Regions from separate parts of the Homo sapiens genome. Here region 2 is linked to region 1. The links are chromatin loops, found by intact Hi-C in ENCODE. Cell type or tissue: adrenal gland. All regions are shown on one strand. Links, peaks and the distances in the headings refer to the core of each region. The heading gives the core; the rest is flanking DNA.

Region 1 (11,453 bases), core at 1,906-9,905:
AAATTTATATGGAACCACAAAAGGTCCAGAATAGCCAAAGCCATTCTGAGCAAAAAGAACAAAACTGAAGGAATCACATTACCTGACTTCAAATTATACTACAGAGCTATAGTAACCAAAACAGCATGGTACTGGCATAAAAACAGACACACAGACCAATGGAAAGAAATAGAGAATCCAGAATTAAATCCATACATCTGCAGTGAACTCATTTTTGACAAAGGTGCCAAGAACATACACTGGGGGAAGGATAGTCTTCAATAAATGGTGCCGGGAAAACTGGATGTGCAGAAGAATGAAACTAGATTTCTATCTCTCACTATATAAAACAATTAACCAAGATGGATTAACGACTTAAATTTAAGACCCTCAAACTACGAAACTACTAAAAGAAAACACTGGGGAAACTCTCCAGGACATTGGTGTGGGCAAAGATTTCTTGAGTAACATCCCAAAAGCACAGGCAACCAAAACAAAAATGGACAAATGGGATCACATCAAGTTAAAAGCTTCTACACAGCAAAGAAAACAATGAACAAAGTAAAGAGACAACCCACAGAATGGGTGAAAATATCTGCAAACTACCCATCTGACAAGGAATCAATAACTAGGATATATATAAGGACTTCAAACAACTGAATAAGGAAAAAAATCTAACAATCTAACAATCTGGGCAAAAGATCTAAATAAACATTTCTCAAAAGACGACATACAAATGGTGAACAGGTATAAGAACATCCCGCATCATCAAAGAAATGCAAATCAAAACTACAATGAGATATCATCTCACCACAGTTAAAATGGCTTTGATCCAAAAGATAGGGAGTAACATATGCTGACAAAGATGTGGAAAAAAAGGGAACCCTCGCACACTATTGTTGGGAATGTAAATTAGTACATCTACTATGGAAAACTGTATGAAGGGTCCTCGAAAAACTAAAATAGAACTACCATTGATCCAGCAATCTCACTGGTAGGTATATACGCAAATGAAAGGAAATCAGTATATCGAAGAGGTATCTGCACGCCCATGTTTATTGCACTACTATTCACAATAGCTAAGCTTTGGAAGCAACCTGAGTGTCTGTTGATAGATGAATAAAGAAAACATGGTACATATACACAATGGAGTACTAGTCAGCCATAAACAAGAATGAGATCCTATCACTTGCAACAGCAAGGATGGAATGGGAGGACATTGTGTTCAATTAAACTAGCCAGACACAGAAAGACCAACTTCACATGTTCTCACTAATTTGTAGGAGCTAAAAATTAAAAGAATTTAACTCATGGAGATAGAGAGTAGAATGATGGTTACCAGAGCCTGGGAAGGTAGTGGGCAAGGGAGGGAACGGGGGATGGTTAATGGGTACAAAAATATAATCAGATAGAATGAATAACATCTACTATTTGATACAACAGGGTGACCAGAGTCTACAATAATTTACTGTACATTTAAAAATTACTGAAGAAATATAATTGGAATATTTGTACCACAAAAGAAATGATAAATGCTTGAGGCAATGGATACCCCATTTATCCTAACATGATTATTACACATTGTATGACAGTATCAAAATATTTATCTCATGTACCCATAAATATACACGCCTACTCTGTAGCCATAAACATTCAAAATTTAAAAATACAAAAATAAATAATGTTTACAAAAGAGGATTGGTCTCTTGGGAAATAAACTGCAGAGACAGCCCAGGATGACATCCACTTTGTCCAGGAATCTGGGGGGAGGGGAGCAATGACCTGGATGTGACTCTGTGCAGTGCCACTCATGCTGTCTTCTTACTCAGCTGTACTTCCCTTCCTTCTGCTATGTACACCCCCTCAGTGACAGCAATGTCGGGAACTGTAGGGGTGAAGAGGACAGCACGAGTAGTGATGAAGGACAGTGATATGCCCCCTAAGTCTGGACAAAGGTCAGCTTACTTCTGGAAGGAGAGCCCAGGTTAGGAAGTGCAGGGGAGCAAGCCAGGAAGAATACAAGAATGAAAAACAAGCTGAGCTGAGCATGGTGGCTCACACCTGTAATCCCAACAGTTTGGGAGGCAGAGGCAGGAGGACTGCTTGATCCCAGAAGCTGAAGACTAGCCTGGGCAATACAGTGAGACTCCATCTCTACAAAAATATTTTTAAAAATTAGCAGGGCATGGTGGCACACGCCTGTAGCCCCAGCTACTGAGGAGGCTGACATGGGAGGATTGCCTGAGCCCAGGAGTGAGCCATGAACACACCACTGCACTTCAGCCTGGGCGAAAGAGTGACGCCCTGTCTCAAAACAGAAAAAAGAAAGAAAGAAAAACACCAACCACCCCAGCACAGTGACCACTGGAACCAAACCAAACAAGAGGCACTAGGCACAAAAAAAGGGGGAAGAAAGCAGAGACAACTAAAAATTGGAACAGGAGGAGTTAAAAAACTGTTAAGAAAATTATGTGAACAATTCAGAGACTCTGATCAGCAAATGATGGGAACTGAGGATGCTGTATTTCTTGGAACCTCCCAAATAGACTATTTCCCCAGATCATTCAATAATAATAATGGCTACCATTACCAAGCATCTACCATCTCCCAATCTATACATATATTATCTAATTATCTAATTGAACCCTTAAAGTAGCTTTGCCAGGTTTAGAGTATTCTCATTTTACAAAAGAGAAAATTAAGACCATCACAGGGAAGGTAACTTGCTGATGTCAAAGGGTTGGTCAACAGCAGAAACCAGAACCATCTATCTGCAAAGCACATGCTCTTTCCACCGTATCAAGCTGTCCTCTTATCCACCATTTGGATTTCATGTCTCTGGCCAGTTGCTGATGCTCCGGAACTAGAACCCAACTTCTGCTAAATCTAACTCTGTACTCTTTGTATAATATCCTGTGGCTTTAAATAAGATATTGACTCAGCAAATGGTACTAGAATCATTGGCTATCCATATACAAAAAAGAACATTATGCATACACATAAATTAACTGAAAATGGATCAAATTCCTAAATGTAAAACCTAAAACTATAAAATCTAATATGAAACACAGAAGAAATATCTTTCTCCTCTTGAATTAGGTAAAGATTTTCAGCTATGGCTTCAAAAGACTGATCCATGAAAGAAAAATACTGATAAACTAAACTATTTCAAAATTTAAAACTTCTGCTTTTCATTCTGTGAAGAGAATGAAAAGACCAGCTGCAAACTGAGGAAAAAAACATGTATAAAACATATGTCCAACAAAAGACCTGTGTACAGGATAAAGAACTCTCAAAACTCAGTAAGAAAACACCCAATTTTTAAAATAGGCAAAAGATTTGAACAGATATATCAACAATTAAGATGTACATGTGGCACACAAACACGTGAGAAAACACATTACAGTACTGCAAATTAAAACCACAATGCAATGTTACCACACTAAATGTATTAGGAGGATGAAAAACAAAAAGAAAATCTGACAAAAACAAGTGCTGGTGAGGATTTGGGGTAACTGGAACTCTGAGTCATTGCTGGTGGGAATTCAAAACAATAGGGGCTGCTTTGAAAAAAAGTGCAGCAATTTCTTATAAAGTTAAACATATATTTACCATAGAGCCCAGCAACCCCACTCCTAGGTATTTGTCCAAATAAAATGAAAACTTATATTTGCACAATAACCTGTATGTGAATGTTCACAGTGGCTTTGACAACCACCAAAACTAGAAAACAACTCAAATATCCTTCACTTAGAAAAACAAACTATGAAATAGCCATGTAATGGAATACTACTTGGCAATAAAAATGAACCAACTATTGAGGTTATATATTATAAATGTGTGTACAAATAACATGGCTAAGCAAAAGAAGCCAAATGAAATGGCTGGTTAATGTATATGATATTGTGGAAAAGGTAAAATGGTAGTGACAGAAAGAAGATTTGGGTTAGCAGGTGCTGGGAGTGGGGTATAGACATGGATACAACGCAGTACGAAGGAATTTGGGAGTGGTGGTGATAGAACGCTTCTCTATCTTGATGGTGGTGGTGGTGGTTGTGGTCACAGACTGCATTTATCCAAGTTTGTAGAACTGTACACTAAAAAGGGTGAATTTTACTGAATGCAAATTACACTCCAATTCTTTAAAAAGATAGGGAAGGTCTATCTGTTACTCTTATCACTATAGAAACAGCATAGTGAAGAGGTTAGGGCTATACTCTTGAAAGCTCCCGTTGCCTCATCTGTAAAACGGCAGTAAGAGTAACCCTAACTTTGATATGGTTGTAGAGAGAAATGAGATGAGGCATACAGAGAAGTCTGCAGAGTACCTCGTGAGAGGTGAAGCCAGCTGGACTTCCAGGGTGGAGTGGGGAATTGGAGAACTTTTCTGTCTTACAAGGGGATTGTAAAATGCACCAGCTGGTGCTCTGTAGCTAGCTAGACGTTTGTAAAATGCACCAATCAGTGCTCTGTAAAAACGCACCAATCAGCGCTCTGTAGCTAGCTAGAGGTTTGTAAAATGGACCAATCAGCACCCTGTAAAATGGACCAATCAGCACCCTGTAAAATGAACCTATCAGCACTCTGTAAAATGAACCTATCAGCACTCTGTAAAAGGAACCAATCAGCAGGACATGGGTGGGGACAAATAAGGGAATAAAACCTGGCCACCCCAACCAGCAGCGGAAACCCGCTCAGGTCCCCTTCCACGCCGTGGAAGCTTTTGTTTTTTCACTCTTCACAATACATCCTGCTGCTGCTTACTCTTTGGGTCCGTGCCATCTTTAAGAGCTCTAACACTCACCGCAAAGGTCCGCGGCTCCATTCTTCAAGTCATCAAGACCATGAACCCACCGGAAGGAACCAACTCTGGACACACTAGCACACAATAAGTGCCCCCATAAGCTTTAGCAGGTATTCTAATTTCCAGTAGTATCTGAGGAAGAATCACCTTATTGTACTAGACTTCCTGAACACTACTGCGTACCTGTGGACCATGTGTTGGGCTGGGGATGGTACTTGGTACACAAGAACACATACTCTGTATCACATTAGCTGCCATCCCTCAATCTATCCTCTGAGCTGGAGGCTTATGAAGCCCCAAAGATGGTAGAAAAGAATGTGTGTGCAAGAACTGGAAAGGTGAGACAGAATTCACGACACCACAAATTGTGGAGAGACCATCTTTTACCCGAGGTGGACATAACAGGGCCACGTGAAGGAGCCTGGTGAGCACAGCTGCCTGTCCTCTGGGGAGAAGGCAGAGAAGAAGTGCCACATCCTGTGATGTGGTGAACGCCACAGTCCAAGGCAAACACAATAGCTACATTGTTTATCTCTCAGCCAACTTTACAGCCCATCGTAGCATGCCCAGAAGCCTCTCCCCGTATGTCATAGCAACACTGCAGACGGGATTATGTGATTATGAAGTCAGTAACTCCCTTCCTTGATTAAACATGAACTCAAACAGACAGTCATTCACTCTGGGGGAAACCCATTTTTCTGCTTGTCTGGAGAAGCAAGACACAGGTAACATACAGCAATGTTAGGTTTCAACTAATTAAAAATGGGAATGAACACACGCACACGCACGCACACACTTCTTCAGTTCCCTGTCAAATCTTCCTGAGGACAACATAGTTTGGTTATGATGAAAACTTTAGAAACGGGAAACATTCTGCTTAGATTGTTAAAATTGAGAACAACGCAGAGCTGGTTGGGCTCATCATCCCACCAGGAGACAGTTCTGCTTACAATTTATCTAGCAAAATAGAGTAAGGCAGCAGAAAAAATCTTGGTTTCCTAGTGACCTTTAAGTAAGTGCTCCCATTTCAAATAGACTCAGTACCATAAAAACTTTCTTGGGCTGAGAACTTTCATTTCCTTTGAATATAACTTTTGCGCTAACATTCTTTCATTTCTTCTTCTTCAGACAATCATTGTTTCTTCCTTTCACTCAAACCTGCCTCTGTTCCCCGGTTTTCACGGTTTACAGGGCATAGCCCAGGTGATGTACAGCCCACATGGGAATCAAGGCAGTTCCCACACAGCACCAGCACAAAGTCATTTCTTTGTAGAAGCTGGGCTTCTTCAGGGCTGTGTAACTCATAGGTGTCGTGGAGGGTCTCAGAAGGAAACGAGGGAAGGCAATTCTGTGTTGCAGAAAAAGAGTTTTTCTAAAAAGAAGCTGAAATAATTACCAGAGACAAAAATTAACATTGCTTTATATTTACAGAAGAAACTAAGAGGAAGTAGGCTTAGAATTGTAGCATCAGGGAATGAGAAGTTTATTAAGGCTTCTCCCCACTACAGAACCATTTATTAAACTGTTTCCAGAATGGATACATTTTCACAATGATCCTACTCAATCTCTCTTCATAGAAGGCTCTGTGATAAAAGAAGATATAGATCCCCTGCTCCACAGACGGCTGACACTGGGTAAAAGATGCACACATACTTGGAAGCCCTCAGGAAAATTAGATCATTATCTTCTCGTTTTTTCTTTGCCTCCAAAGACTTAGATTTTTACCTATGTACTCGAAAAGCAACTGCAGACTTCCAATCAAGATGCTGTAAGTTCAAACCTGGAAGCGTTCCCTTCTACTCCAAATCCATAGTAATGACAGGTAAAATATAAAAACAGGAACCAAAAATAGCTTTGCCAAGTCAAAAAAAAAAAAAAAAACAGGCAATGATCTCCCTGGACCAAAAATAGAACAGAAATGCAAAGCAATAAACAAAGCTGAAGCTCCAGGGCCTGAGGTCTGGAAGTAGGTGGCAGTAGGTACAAGCTGAGTGCTGGTGGTTAAACAGGGAATACAAATGTTTCACATAAAAATGGTGAGTACAGTCAACCTTAAAGCTTAAAGCCAGAGAATGGGGTGAGGCTACCTTGCTTGACAAAAGAGGCCGGGATAAACAAAACCAGGGCTGATGACCTGTTCCCCTGTGCTAGATATTTACAGGAAGCTGTGGGCCTGAAGGGGCCAAACAGAGCCATGCTCTCTTGTCTAGGTACACAGCCATGACGCCCACCATCTAGGCAACACTTCTGCACTAGCCTCAGCATCACCGGGGCGCAAGAGGTCCAAATGCCATTAAGTTCTGGTTTTGAACTGGAGGCTGAGGGGCTTGGGGGAGGCAAAACTACCAGACAGAAGGGAAGAGCACAGAAGGAGTGAAAAGAACAAAACAAAAAAACTGTCCACTAAAAATGAGCCTGCCATACAAAATTCCAGAACACTGAGTGAAATGCAATGCTAACCAACTGAAAACAATCAGAACATAAATTCCCTCCAGTAAAATAAACTTCATGGAACTAACACTTAAAAGAAGTGTGATTAGAATACCCAAAGAGATGAATAATGTAGTAGCATGCATTAAAGTAAAAAAGAAGTTATAAAACCAAAATAGGCAGAAATAAAACACAGAGACGTGAAAAAGAACAAATTTGAAATCTTGGAAATAAAAATTGGTCTTTAAGCTGAACCAGTAAGCAGAAAGTATCCCTAGCACCTGACTTAAGGGAGCTCTAAGTTTAAAAACACGGACAAAATGCCAGAAGCTAAAATGGGTTCTCTCTGAGGAGTAGGTCGTGGGCAGGAGCAAGAGAGGAAAGGGGTACCATTGTTTTCAACTGTGTTAGAGTACTTTAATTTTTCAAACTATATACATGTATTACTTTAATAAAAAATCAAAATAAGAAATGTAAAAGCCCATTTGCAAGAAATAACACTAGTGAAGGATTACCTGAAGGATTTGCAGTCACTGCTTTCCTCCATAGAGACTAAATTGTATTCTTGGAAAGAAACAAACCATCAAAGAGATATGATCTTAGATTACCTAATTTTTCACGCTTCTAGTTACCTCTTTTATTAAGAAGTATTAATTTGGCTGGGCACGGTGGTTCACACCTGTAATCCCAGCACTTTGGGAGGCCAGGGCGGGTGGATCACTTGAGGTCAGGAGTTCGAGACCAGCCTGGCCAACATGTTGAAACCCCATCTCTACCAAAAAGTATAAAAAATTAGCCAGGTGTGGTGGTGCGCGGCGCCTGTAATCCCAGCTATTCAGGGGGCAAGGCAGGAGAATTACTGAAACCTGGGAGGCAGAGGTTGCAGTGAGCTGAGATTGTGCCACTGCACTGCAGCCTAGAAGACACAGTGAGACTGTCTCCAAAAAAAAAAAAAGTATTGTCAATCAGCTATGATGAAGAATATTATAGAAATCAGTGATTTCACTCGCTGTGGAAGTCCAGTAAGAATGCTTTGTGAGTGCCTCAGGCCTCAGTGCAGGGAAAAACTGCTCTGGCTGTGTTTTCCTTCTTAGGGCTACTGTGAATTTTGAAAGTAGTCTTTTAGGTTTGGCTGCTGATACATTAAGGGTAAATTCATCATTTTTCTAGCTGTTATATATTGCTTCTAGGCCTTTTGGTTAAGCTCAAGTGTAGTACTTCTAGCTGTTACATAAAGGATCATATGGTATAAATTCTGCATACTAAACTACTTTCATCTTATTTGTCACTTTTATTTCTCAAACGAAAATAAAATTTATTGCTGTTGTATTACATATGCAAGTAGATACATATATACATGTGTATGTATCCTTGTGAATGTGTGCGTGTAAGCTACTTCAAAATCTTTTGGGTGGAGGAAAGGGAACAATTAGATAAAGGAAATTGGTATTTTGAAACAGAAAAAGGGAACAAAAGCAGGTTGAATGTTAGGGTCGCAACTAGAGAGCACTGAATGGCAACCTATGAGTATGAAGTTGATCCTGAGTGCTAAAGATAATGCTGAATGCTTGAACATTTCTGAGCAAAGTAACAACATGAGAATAGTGGCATCTGAGAGAGTTTACCTAAAACAGTGTGTGCCAAGGATGAAAAGAAAGAAATTGAGAGCCCGGTGAATAATCAGGGGCTATTTCAATAACCTAGCAGTGAGGCAACAGAGCTTTGATAGACTGATAGACATGGTGTTTCAAAAGAATTAACTCTAACAGGACTTAGGAAAGAAAAATTGACATGGCAAGTAATCATAGCTTGTTTGTTTTTTGCAACAAGGCATGTGACATCCAAAGCAGCACGCTATGTTCTTGCCACAAACTTATGGAAACAATCAATTCCATTTGGTCTGTTCAGCTCCTATTGCCTTGGATTCTGACCTGGGCAAGCCATGAGGACCCAAATCATTCAAAAACCTCCCTCAGAAGGTAAGTTTTATTTTTTTCCAGAAATTAAGCTGCAGCTGATTACAAATGACAACTGTAAATATGCAAATTATACTTGCTATTAAAAGGGTTCCTGCCTTCCTGAAACAAAATACTGTGTAAGTCCAATAATATGCAGATGTAGACACATAATAAATATTGCTTGATGCAGAAAACTGGTGAGATGAATTTTCTAGGTTCCAAGAAAAGCAGAAAAATAAGCTTGGAAACTTTAAATCCAGGAACTGAAAATTAATTTTGATTGAACTAATGTTGAATTTATGATCTTTTGGGAATGCACTAAGCTGAATTTACCTCTGTATTTTTTTTTGAGGCAAATTGATAGTACAGAGATCTCAGAGGAGTGTTTATATCACTAAACAAAATTCTCAAATAGAAACTTAAAAATACAACTGAAAAATTAGTTGCAAACTAAGTTTATATTCTCATCTAAGTACATACTCTACTCTCTTCCACTAGAAAATATTTCATGGAAACATGGGAAAACAGGAGCGGGGAGGGGCCCTATGGCTGTCTAGTGTAATTCTTTAATGTTACAGAGGATGGAACGAATCCAGAGAGGTTCAATGACTTGCCCAGGACCATTCAATGTGTTAGATACAGCATGGACTATAATCCAGCAGAGTAATCAAGTACTGTTTTCATGACACCATTAGACCCATCTCAATATTTTAATGGTCAATGTTATATGTTAACTTGAGTGGGCCACAGGGTGCCCAGATATTTGGTCAAACATTATTCATAGAGTGTCTGTGAGAGTATTTCTTTATGAGCTTGCCATTGGAATCCACAGACTCAGTAAAGGAGTCTGCTCTCTCTGGTGGCACTTAACTAACCAGCTGAAGGCCTGAGTGGAACCAAAAGGCTGCAATTCCCTCAAGTAAAAGCAAAAGAGAATTCCTCCTGGCTTACTGCTTGAGTTGGACTGATCAGTTCTTCTTGGAACTTGGGCCTGCCAGCTTTTGGAACAGAACTTACACCACTGGCTCTCCTGGTTCTCAGGGCTTCAGACTTGTCCTGAAACTATACCATGGCTCTTCTGGGTCTCCAGCTTGCCAACTGCAGATCTTGAGACTTCTCAACCTCCATAATCAGGTGAGACAATTCCTTAGAATAAATCTGTTTCTCCACCCCATCTTGTTGGTTCTCCTTCTCTGAAAAACCCTAATTTTAATATTAAACGAATCTTTAGCTCAATAGAGTAAAGAAAATGGTCTCAGTGGGTATGGTAGACATTATGCACTAGCTACCCAAAATCCATTTAACACCTCTCTTTTCTCTTGACTTCCTCTTGCATAAAGGCTAAAAAGCTAAAATACAGTTCCTAGCCTCTTCTATAGCTAAAGGTGGCCATATGACACCATTCTGAACAACAAAGTAAATGACATCATTTTTGAGCAATAAAGTGTAGGTAGATATCCTTAGGAGGTCTTCCCTTTGCTCTTTGCCTCTTATTACCCCATCTTTTTTCTCCAGAGCTTAGATACACTGACTGGGGTTTGGAAGCATCAGTCATCTTCAGACTGTAAGGACAAACCCACATGCTAGGGATGACTATGGAGGAAGACAGAAGGATTTCAGGTCCATGATGAGATCTATGAGTCGCTGCTGTCATCTTGGATTACTTCTCCAGAATTTTTAGAACATGCACCCCACCTACTAAAGCTACGTTTAGTTGGGCTATCTGTTATTTATAGCCAAATCCTTTCCTAATATACTATTGCAGCCCAGATGTCACCTGTTACAATAAAACTAAGATCACTATGACCCCCATTTTAATAAAAGATCATCATTCATTCACTCAAGAATTTTCTGAAGATCCACCATATTCATGGCACCTAAGAGGAACTAAATTCAAGAGCCTTCTCATTTCCAACCAAGGATGCTGGTGGAAAGCTACCTTGCTAACATTCCAGATCATGGTCTGGGAGGAATCCCAGGGCAGTTTCCCATGATTTCTGTCATTCTTGCCTGTGGCAAAAGGCTAACAATAAAGTAGATTGAATCTTCAGGAGCTATTAGAATATTCAACTTTTCCCACTTAATTCCCTTATTTTCAAAAGTTCTTCTTAAGGCAAAATGGATCATGTTCATGGACTCCTGCAGCATTAGAATGAGCTCAGGGTCCTTTCTCATGCAGTGAGAGCAACTACCTCTCTTGATTCATGTTGCCAATGGGAGTTACAGTGAGTTGTGGTATACTGGCAGGAGCATTAGGTTTAGTCATGACATCTGGGTGTCAG
Region 2 (11,453 bases), core at 1,881-9,880, 99 kb after region 1:
GCCTTGAGGTTGTTTTTCTATGGCCAAGGCTGAACACATTGTAACTTATCCAGAATCCCCTGGCTGGGAGTGGTGAGATGTAACCACTTAGATCATTTCTAACTTCATGATTCCATGACTTCTTAGACTTTATCCAATTAATACCTGTCTTCACATTTATAACACTTCTGACGACTGGTTTCTGCAGCCTGGAACATCCTGTCCCCCTTTCTCTTCTTAAGAAATCCTGCTCACCTTTTAGGACCCAACTGAAATGGGTCCACTGCTGCAAGATCTTTGAAGAGGAGTCAGTTAATCCATCTTCCTGTGCACTCCCCCAGTACTTGACCATTTCCTCTCTTATCCTTAATTTCATTGTGTACTTTTCTCACTCCTATCTTCACCTATGTTTAGGCTGTGTGCACTTTGAAGACAACACCCCCTTCCCTAGGCATTACTTGTTAACAGGCCAACTGTGCAGCAAAGTAGCACAAATCCAGCTTGCTGCACATGTCCAATGCCTAAGATGAGGCTGGGCCTGCAGCAGGCTTGCAAGAAACAACCACTCATTCATTCAATGCCACATGAGTGGTTAACTGGATACAAAGGAGAAGCAAACACAACGAAGGCTTCTGCCTTAACCTTCTAGGTGTCCTACCTTGTACCTTGAAGGGATTAGAGAGAAAAACATTCTCCATCTTGCACTGCTGATTTCCAATGACAAGTGGGGCTTCCCCCCTCCCACAGAGGATTACAGGCCAACTTGGGTATGGTAGGGTTTTGGGGACTGGAGGTGGTTTAGAGTTTTTTCCAATCTTATTAAACTTACTCAGAGCTTAACATCTATTAATGAAATTATGTTTTCTATAATAAAAGTAGAGACTCAAATCCTATAGATGCCCTGACCTTAAGATATAAAAATTCAATTTTAAAAAATATTACACATACCAAATACAAAAGATCTATTCTGTGACCTCTTCTCTAACACCAACAACTGTAAATTTAATATCATCCTGTGTTACCTGAGGTAGTTGGAAGGTGTTTCTTCTACGTTTGTTGTATCTAGCTTTTTCTTTTCAGATTTTATTATTTATTTATTTTTGAGACAGGGCCTCAGTCTGTGGCTCCCAAGCTGGAGTGCAGTGGTGTGATCATGGCTCACTGCAACCTTGACTTCCTGGGCTAAAGTGATCCTCCCGCCTCATCGTCCTGAGTAGCTGGGACCACAGGGATGTAGCTGGGACTACAGGCCTGCACCACCACACCTGGACAATTTTTTATTTTTTGTAAAGACAGGGTCTCACTATGTTGCCCAGGTTAGTCTCAAACTCCTGGGCTCAAGCAATCCTCCCGCCTGGGCATCCCAAAGTGCTGGGATTATAGGCATGAGCCACCATGCCTGGCCAGCTTTTTCTTTAAGTGAGAAAAATGGTGAGAGAGAACTGTCTCCTACTCCTACTTCCTTTTGGTCACACAGCTATCTCGACCTTGAATAAAATTTCTGGATCTGACATGGTTTCAGTGGCTGCAATGAGAAAGGAAGTATACAGCACAAACTAGGAGTAGATTTGTTATTCATACTCCAACACCTGATTACCTTCTCAAAAACCAGGGTATTTCCTGCAACCCAGATTCCTCATTGACAGGAATCATCTTGGTCTGAAGGAAGGGATCAGGAGCCAAGAAATAAGAGTGGCCTCTAGAAGCTGGAAAAGGCAAGGAAGCAGATTCTCCCTAGAGTGTCCAGAAGGAGCCGGCCCTGCCAACAATCTTGAATTTTAGTCCAGTGGGACTCATGTCGGACTTTGGACCTACAGAGCTGTAAGATAACACGTGTGTGGTTTTTAAAGCCATTGATTTGTGGTAATTTGTTATGACAGAAACAGAAAGTGAGTGCACTGACTTCCCTGTACCAGTGACCACTAACTGGCATCTACACTAGTCCCTTTCCAAACAGTAGTGCTGTTTAAAAAAATTGTTATGTTTATCAACATGAAGCATCATAAGAAGTCACAATCGTAAGTTGAAGTCAATTAGAAAAAAGAAAATTCTAACAATTACCAAAGATCCAAACAAGAAAAATTCAGTATCAAACATTCCTCTTATATTCACAAAAGAGACCTGAATACACACATGCTTTAACTAAAATGATTTCTTTCCTATATGTGGAAAAAATGCACTTATTCATTAATTCAACACATAATTTACAGAGCCTCTCCCACCTGCCAGGCACTGTGAAGAATCCTGAGGGTTTCCTGCCATCTATCTGAGCCAGGGCAGGTGTGGAAAAAAATTTTCACATTAGTTCATTAATGGTAAAATAGGAAAAAGGAATAGAGCCACAGCTTAAAAGTTATGTCGTTATAGACAGAGATACCAGCAGAGAACTAAGCCACGTGCATTTGTTATCTGTTTCTGAGCAGCTTAAAGCAACCAGCTAAGTGACTTCACACAGTTCTGAGGGTCAGGAATCCAGGAGTGTCTTAGCTGCCATGGTTCCGCCTCAGGGTGTTTCAGGAGGTTGCAGTCAAACTGTCAGCCAGAGCCACAGTCAACTCAAAGATGGACAAAGGCTGGGGCATCTAAGCTCACTCCTGTGGTTGCTGGGGAACCTCAGTCACTCCCCGGCTGTTTGCCAGGGGCTTGGGTTACTTGCCAGGAGGGCTTCCCCTTAGAGCTGCTACAAGAAGGCAGGTGGCTTCTTCCCAAGTGACCCGAGAGAGAGATTCTGACCAAAACAGAAGCCAATGTGTTTTACAACTGAACCCCAGAAACGGCCTGCCGTCATTTCTATCATATTCTATTGGCCACACACACCAACTTACAACTGAACCTCAGAAACGGCCTGCCGTCATTTCTATCATATTCTATTGGCCACACACACCAACTTACAACTGAACCTCAGAAACGGCCTGCCGTCATTTCTATCATATTCTATTGGCCACACACACCAACTTACAACTGAACCTCAGAAACGGCCTGCCGTCATTTCTATCATATTCTATTGGCCACACACACCAACTTACAACTGAACCTCAGAAACGGCCTGCCGTCATTTCTATCATATTCTATTGGCCACACACACCAACTTACAACTGAACCTCAGAAACGGCCTGCCGTCATTTCTATCATATTCTATTGGCCACACACACCAACTTACAACTGAACCTCAGAAACGGCCTGCCGTCATTTCTATCATATTCTATTGGCCACACACACCAACTTACAACTGAACCTCAGAAACGGCCTGCCGTCATTTCTATCATATTCTATTGGCCACACACACCAACTTACAACTGAACCTCAGAAACGGCCTGCCGTCATTTCTATCATATTCTATTGGTCACACACACCAACTGTGATGCAGTGTGGGAGGGGAGTGCCCAAGGGTGTGAACCTCGGGATGCAGGAATCATTGGGATCAGGTTGAAGCCTGACTACCACACCATGTTCTTCCAAAACATTTCAACAAAGGAGCCATGTAGTAAAATCAGCATGGTTCTAGAATGGCAGTCATGGGGCCTGGAGTAGCCATGGATCGGCCACTTCTAGAATGGCGGTCATGGGGCCTGGAGTGGTCATGGATCGGCCACTTCTAGAATGGCGGTCATGGGGCCTGGAGTGGTCATGGATCGCCCACTTCTAGAATGGCGGTCATGGGGCCTGGAGTGGTCATGGATCGGCCACTTCTAGAATGGCGGTCATGGGGCCTGGAGTGGTCATGGATCGCCCACTTCTAGAATGGCGGTCATGGGGCCTGGAGTGGTCATGGATCGGCCACTTCTAGAATGGCGGTCATGGGGCCTGGAGTGGTCATGGATCGGCCACTTCTAGAATGGCGGTCATGGGGCCTGGAGTGGTCATGGATCGGCCACTTCTAGAATGGCGGTCATGGGGCCTGGAGTGGTCATGGATCGGCCACTTCTAGAATGGCGGTCATGGGGCCTGGAGTGGTCATGGATCGGCCACTTCTAGAATGGCGGTCATGGGGCCTGGAGTGGTCATGGATCAGCTACTCTACAATCTATCAAGGCCTCGGTTTCCAAAGCCGCAAAATGACAATGGAGTCCCATCTATTAATAAAACTTTGGGAGGTAGAAGGGCTGCTGCTTCTGCACTCAACGTTTACTGGGTGTTCATCATGTTCCAGATACTGTTTGAAGCGTTACACCCTTATTAACTCACTTTCTTCTCATCATAACCCTCTGAGGTGGTTACAATGTTCACTGCTGTGTAAGAGCTGAGAAGACTGAAGCAAAGAGAGTTCATCCATTTGCCAAAGCCTCACCATTAGTAAGAGGTAGTCAGGATTCGAACCTAAGTGGTTTGGCATCTAAGTCCACATTATAACCCACTGTACTCTCTAACAGAGGGTATGGAAATGATGCAAGTCAGTACACTATAAAATCATCAGCAATACTAAACTTTAAAAGAAGAAACCACGTTTAAAAAATTGGTTAAAAAATAGGAGCCAAGCATGGTGGTGCTCACCTATAATCGCAGCTACTAGAGAGGCTGAGGTGGGAGGATCACTTGAGCCCACGAGTTCAAGACCAGGCTAGGCAACATAGCAAGACGTTGTCTCAAAAAAAAAAAAGATAGATAGATAGATAGATAGATAGATAGATAGATAGATAGATAGATAGATAGACAGACAGACAGACAGACAGACAGACAGACAGATATAGATTCCATTTACATGAGGGACCTAGAGTGGTCAAACTTATAAAGACAGAGGGATGGATGCCAGGGCTGGGGGAATAGGGAATGGGGAGTTAAAATTTAATGGGCATTGAATTTTAGTTTGAGATATTGAAAAAGTTCGGGGGATGGATGGTGGTGATGGTTTCACAACAGTGGGAATGTATTTAATGTCACTGAACTATACACTTAAATGATTTAAATGGTCATTTTTATGTTATGTATATCTTACCACCATAAAAAGAAGACATTAAACTACAATATCCAATATTCCATCCAGGGGCTTCCTCAAAATGGAAAATCCCCATGGTTAATCGCTTTAGATGCATAGAAAATCGTTCCGTTCTAAGGTGTAGGAAGAAATCCAAAAGGACTTGTCTTTTCTGGTTGGTCCATCATCGCTCTCTCAACTTCTTTTCATTGCACTTTTCATTACAGAAATAAAATAAAATGTCGGAAGAGTTTCTGTTACTCTTATCTTTCCCAAGTCACATTAAGTAGGAATTTTTAATTTAAGTGCATTCCATTTCTAAAGCCAGGAAAATCTGCCCACACGAGGTGCTTCATAGCATACACATTAGGAACTCCTCTATGGTTCTCATTATTTACACCCTTCCTCGGATGTGCCCTGTGTGTTTTGAGAGTCAGAGATTGGCCCGACAAAATGAAAGCGAAGGCGTCAGCTGAGAGGGACGCGGGGCTTTAGGTAAAGGACACACGATGAGAGGCCCTGGCCATCGGGTTACTGTTGTCCACGTGTCGGATGGCTAGAGACGCTGTGAGAGTTACTCTCTCTAGAGGTCAGCACTTTGGATGCCCTCACCCTCTGAAATAAGCATTTTCTCCCGGGACATCAAGGAGCTGGGGACTCCAAGCATTTTCCTCACCACTCTGGTCATCTCCCACATTTAGGAGGAAAGTTCTACTTCCATGAGGCCTTTGCTTGCCTCATTTCAGAAATAGGGGAGGGCCTTCTCATAAAATGACTTTTTATGCCTTAGTTAAGAGCATATGTTTAATTTACCACTCACTTCCCTCTCATTATCCATCTATGTGCGGATCACAGTACTAGGTGGTATGAAGTGAGACTGAGAAAGTAAGAGATGAAGAAACTTAAAAAAAAAAAGCTGTAAAAAGGACACAGGTAAAATCTAACCTTCGGCTGGGCGCAGTGGCTCACGCCTGTAATTCCAGCACTTTGGGAGGCCGAGGTGGGTGGATCACAAGGTCAAGAGATTGAGACCATCCTGGCCAACATGGTGAAACCCTGTCTCTACTAAAAATATAAAAATTAGCTGAGGGTGGTGGCATGCGCCTGTAGTCCAAGCTACCCGGGAGGTGGAGCTTGCAGTGAGCCGAGATTGCGCCACTGCACTCCAGCCTGGTGACAGAGCAAGACTCCGTCTCAAAAAAAAGAAAAAGAAAATCTAACCTTCGAAGAAATGGAATGATTAAGACACATGAATAAATAAAACACCACTTACCTAGAAGTTTCTAATGTCCAGTAAACAAATTGTCATGCTTGTTAAAGTTACATATCACAGGTGGCTTCATAAGCCTCAGGACAACCTGAGAAGCAGCCCTGTGCTACACGGAAGTCATGGGACTAGAGTAGAAACAACTAGGTCCAAACCCTGAATTCCGCATTAATTCATTTGTTGATTACGACGTCCACCCATATGACAAGTATTTAGCCTAAGTCTGTTTATACACCTGAGAAATGGAGAACAGTAACAAATGCCTGAGGGTGCTATAAGGATTAAACAGGTAATTTATGCCAACGTGTTTGGTAAATATTTACAGATGATACAATTATGAACTGTAGGGCTGGATGATATTTCAAGATATCAATTTGTGCTCTTCTCTTTGCATTGCCTTTCTTTTTCTCCCACAGATCAGACTCTGCTCAGTGCCTCAGGGGAGGCATGTGGCAGTAGAGAAAGCAGAAACCATCTGCAAAATCTGGGATGCAGTAGGGGGTGGGGGAGAGACTAATGCAGCCTGCAGGGCTGACGGAGCAGGGGCCTAGGCCCCAGTTCTAAGCAGGGCTGCCACCCAGAAGCACAACTTCCCCAGGAGGGGGATTTGGATAGACAGAGACACATGCAACTCCTGAGTCCTATGTGTGGCAAGGATGCATCAGAGAGCCAATAGACATGCACAGGGGGCAGGCCAAGAGAGCCATGCCCCTAACAGCTTGGTCCTGGGGATGAGCCCAGAACCCTGAGAAGGGAGATGAAGTTTTCCACCACACCAGTGGAAAGACAATCAGCCAGAAATTGGGCAGATGTATAGAAAAAAAAATGAAATGTTATTTTTGGCACATTAGAGTTTGGGGACTGAGTTTTATACCCATTATAATATTTAACTTCCCAACACCTAAAATCCTCCTGGCAGTTAACAACGAATGCCCAATGGAAGAAATGTTTCTTGTTTAATTTCATAAATACATATAGAGAAGCCATCTTCTCTGACTAAAAAGACCACAGATTGTGCTGCTCTAATGAAAAGAGCATTGGCAGGGCATAAATTCTGAAACGATTTTCTATATGTTGCTAGCCACATAGAGGATGCTAAATAAAAAGCTGTTGGCTGATGGGTGACAAATTGTCCAGGGCAGCTCATAACTTCCCTAGACTCTTGAGATCAATGGCACACACCTGCCAACCAGTGGGCTGGGATTAGGGGTATAATGTGTTGTGATGAATGGACCTTTTCTCCATGCAATGCTAATGGGTTTATATAGAATAGAATTCATGATACAGGTGTTATTTTAAACACTGTGCTCTAACCCCTTGAAAACTGAACAAATAGACACATACTCATTAGGCCAGGACCACATCTATCAAGTTACCTAATGCATTCCCAGAGCCTAGAAGACTACTAGGCACAGAGTAAAAATTCAGTAACTATCTGGTGAATGTTAACTCACAGAAGACACAATACTGCCTCTAACTTCACCTATGAAATGCAAAGTAGAGGCGTAACTCCAACAAATAAAGCCAAGCCCAGTATTTAAAAGCCCAAAACAAATGAAGTGCAACAACAGAACAAGAGCTGGCTAGCTTTCCAGTGTCCCCATCCAAACTAGGGACACCTACAGAAACACAGAAAGTTCAAAGCCTATGGGAGGGGAACGTGGGGGAGGGAGAGGGACTTATTTACCAGCCCCAGCTTTACACTTCCTCCATCTCCTCCTCTTCTTTAGCAAGATGCCTCTGTGCTTTCCATGAAGAAGTCGGCCCCAGAACATGACCTGCATCTCAGAGAAGTTCTGATTTATGAATTGGCACTGAGGCGACGTCGCTGGTGCGGAACACCATGACGTCTGTGTCTAGGGTATGCGCATATGCTGCGTTTTTCCGCAGGTGCCTCGCAGTCTGCTCTGGCTCTTAGGGCTTCCGAACTCAGTTCAGGGCATGGATTTTAATTAACGAAATGAAACACTGGCCCTACACGACGGGACACTTAATGAATTTATTTAATGATGCCAAATATGGGGAACCCCTTTAGGGAGAGAAGCAAAAGGAACAGGAGAAAAAGATCAATTTGTTAAAAGACAGTCAAAGCAACTGAGTGTTACTCTCAGACAGGGGGGATGTCAACTGGGGAGTGATCCCCAGAAAATCAACTTCATTGTGAAATCAGAAGTACGAGCATCTTTCTTTCAACTGGAATTCATTGAGCATCTACTGAGCTGCTATTTCAGCACGCTTGCTGCTGGGAGACACAGAAGACATCCTTCCTCCTCAACATGCTTCTGATAGACATTATTAAGAAAAACTATTTTTTTGGCTAGCAATGCAGTTTCACCTCACATGATTTCACTTCCTTGGAGCCGTGAATCAGCAGTGGCAGGGATTATCTCCCCTGAGGAAAACCAAGATGTGGGCTGGCTGGCTGGGGTAGGGTGGTGAGAGGCAGTGCTGTGCAGGAAAGGACTTTCTCCAGGCCAGCAGGCTATGCAGTTACACAGAGGAGCAAGCCCTGCACCCACCATCGTGATTCCCAACCCTTCCCCAGACCTCAGCACCTCCACCACCACCAGGGAAACAAGACACAGTCACGGCAGCGGACAGCACTTTAGGACAAAGGGGGAAGGACAAAGGCAGGATGTGAGGATGGTCAGGGAGTGATCAGAACTGCTGGGAGAAAGATCAGCCATTGCTAAGTGTGTCTTCAAGCCCTACACTTCCCTGGAGAGATCACAGCTTTCTCTGGCAGATGCTCAGACAAGAGGTCACGGATAGGCACTGTTCTGGCAATTGCCAGACAAACCAACCTCTTTCTGATCCCACTGAGAGGCTGGACAATAACACAGTCTGTAGACAAGGAAATTCAAAGCATGGCATTCCTCCAGGGAAAACGCTGTGCTGGACCAGGACCAGGGCCTGCCAACACCTGTGAGCAGACAGATTCCAAAATGTACAGTCACAGGCTGGCTCCTCTGAGGCTTGGCTCACAGTGCTTCATCAAAAGAAATAAAGATAAGGAAGTATCTTCCTGCTATCAGCCCCTGCTTCGGTGGCACCCCACTCATCTCTTACCCACCCTTGGGGAGGGAATGGAGATCTTTAACCCTGGGTAAAGAGTACAATGAAACTTCATTTTCTGAGCTCCCAGAGGTTTTGGAACGTGATAGCTCCTACAGAGACATGATTCTTGCTGAATAAATAATTCTAAGTCAGTGACCTGACTAGGGACTCATGTCTGAAGCACCGTTTGATTCTTCAATTTTCAATTTTTCCTCCTTTTATTTACTAGCCAATATTTCCATGTGACAACCACATGCCCATCCCATTAGGAGGGCTATTACAAAAGAAATGAAAAGTAAATATTGGTGAGGATGTAGAGAAACTGGAATCCTCGTGCATTGCTGGTGGGGATGCAAACTCCTGCAGCTGCTGTGGAAAGCAGTCTGGATGCTCCTGAAAAAGTTAAACTACCAAACGATCTAGCAATTCTGCTTCTCGGTATATGCCCAAAGCAAACGAAAGCAGCGACTCAACAGATACTTGCCCACCAATGTTCATCGAACATTATTCAATTTCCAAAAAGTGGAAACATCCCAAGGGTCCGTCATCAGATGAACAGAAAAAATGTGGTGTAGACAGAAAATAATATTTTGCCGTAAAAAGGAAAGGAATTCTAATAATGCTACGGCACAGACAAACCTTGAAGAGATTATGTTAAGTGGAAGAAGCCAGACACAAAAGGACAAATACTGTGTGATTCCACTTACGAGAGGTTCTGAGAGTAGTCAAACTCACAGAGACGCAAAACAGATTGGTGGTGTCCAGGGTTGAGGTGAAAGGGGAGTGGATGATTGTCGCTTCACGGGGTAGGAATTTCTCTGAGGTAAGGAAAAACTTAGAAATAGATATGGTGCACAAGACTGTGGATGTAATTAATATCACTGAATTATACACTCAGAGATCATTCAAATCACAAACTTTATGTTAGATATATTTTACCACCAAAAAAAACCCACAAAAACAACCAAACATGAAACCAAACTATAAAGAAGAAAACAAGGTGGAAATAAAAAAAAAATAAGAGCTTAAGAAATAAAAGGGGAAGATTGCAAAAAGCACACAGAATAATAACATTAGCAATGCTGCCATATTAACTGCATGTAGATAGTATTTACTCTGTGCCAGGAATTGTTCTGGGTGCTATCCATATAACAACTTGTATAACCTTCATGGGAACCCCTTGATGTAGGTTTTTATTATTATCCTCATTTTAAAGTTAATAATTCTGAAAACCAGCAAGGTTAAGTATCTTGCCCAAGATCACAGAGCAAGACATGGCAAAACCTAGATTTAAACCCAGAAACTCTTGACCTGGAATCTATGTTTTTAAACAACTAAGCTGGTTGCCAGTATAAAAGACCTAAGAGTGAGTCAAAAAAAGAAAAAAAGAAAGAAAGAAAAAGGATTTAAGGATAGGGATGTATAAACAATTATATACTACCTAAAGCAAGAGAGAGAGAAAGAGAGATAAAGACTAATGAAACCAACATACTGCATTCTTATTTCAAAAGTCAAATATTAATTGTTCCATAAATAGTACAGGATACTACTGATCTTTTAGGCTCACCCAAGTCTCTCCCAGAAAACAAACAATAAAGCAGAAAGAGCACGGAACTCGAGGTTATAAAATCTGCTTTAAAATCCTGGCTCAATGACTTACTTTGCTTACTTCTTCATTTAGCGAGTATGTAATGAGTACCTGCTAGGCACCAGGGAACATGCTGGCTAGTTCACTCAACGTTTTGAATCCTAGTTCCTCTTTTATAAAATTGGAATAATATACCTACTTCACAGGGTTAAGAAAGCTAAATGAGATAGGCTATGACTGTTCTTGACTCCTAGTTTACACTCAGTAATGGTTGACTGAAGATGTTTTCTCTTGCCTAGTTTCTCAGAATAAAAATTCGTGATGATGATAAGATATATAAATCATGCGGCTTGGGTTTTCAATGGAGGCATTGTGACTGCCAGGCTGTAGACAAATCTACACAGCTACTCGGCTCCTTGTGCCCCACCCTCTTTCTTACCCTTAAGCTGGCAAGATGATGACACATGGCAGGGCACCGATAAGTGTCGGTTTTTTTCTGTTCTTCCCAGAAGGGGTGGGAAGAGACAACAGAAAGGAGAAAGGAAAAGGAGACAGGAGAAAAAAGGAACATGGAAGAAAAAAAAACAGAATGTGAAGATGGAGATAGGATATTACTTCCTTCCCTTCTCTCCCACTGGGGTAGAAAGGGC

The links. A loop is a pair of places that touch in the nucleus more often than their neighbours do. Peaks named below come from ENCODE experiments on the same cell type or tissue, not always from the same donor. Only the 100,000 strongest peaks of a DNase experiment are listed, where the experiment ranks them.
Region 2: a loop joins it to region 1, with 2.4 times the contacts of the local background. A loop is called at or near these places in 23 of 110 quality-filtered maps.

What each region holds. Positions count from the first base shown.
Region 1 is chr1:245,889,743-245,901,195 of GRCh38, forward strand. The region is part of intron 8 of SMYD3 (SET and MYND domain containing 3); the gene reads right to left. Among named protein-coding and RNA genes, the nearest start is that of SMYD3-AS1, 210 kb to the right of the region's middle. In adrenal gland, for the core only: no CTCF peak of the experiment used is centred there; no DNase peak of the experiment used is centred there.
Region 2 is chr1:245,989,005-246,000,457 of GRCh38, forward strand. All of the region lies in intron 5 of SMYD3 (SET and MYND domain containing 3), which reads right to left. Among named protein-coding and RNA genes, the nearest start is that of SMYD3-AS1, 110 kb to the right of the region's middle. In adrenal gland, for the core only: no CTCF peak of the experiment used is centred there; a DNase peak (open chromatin) is centred at 6,727.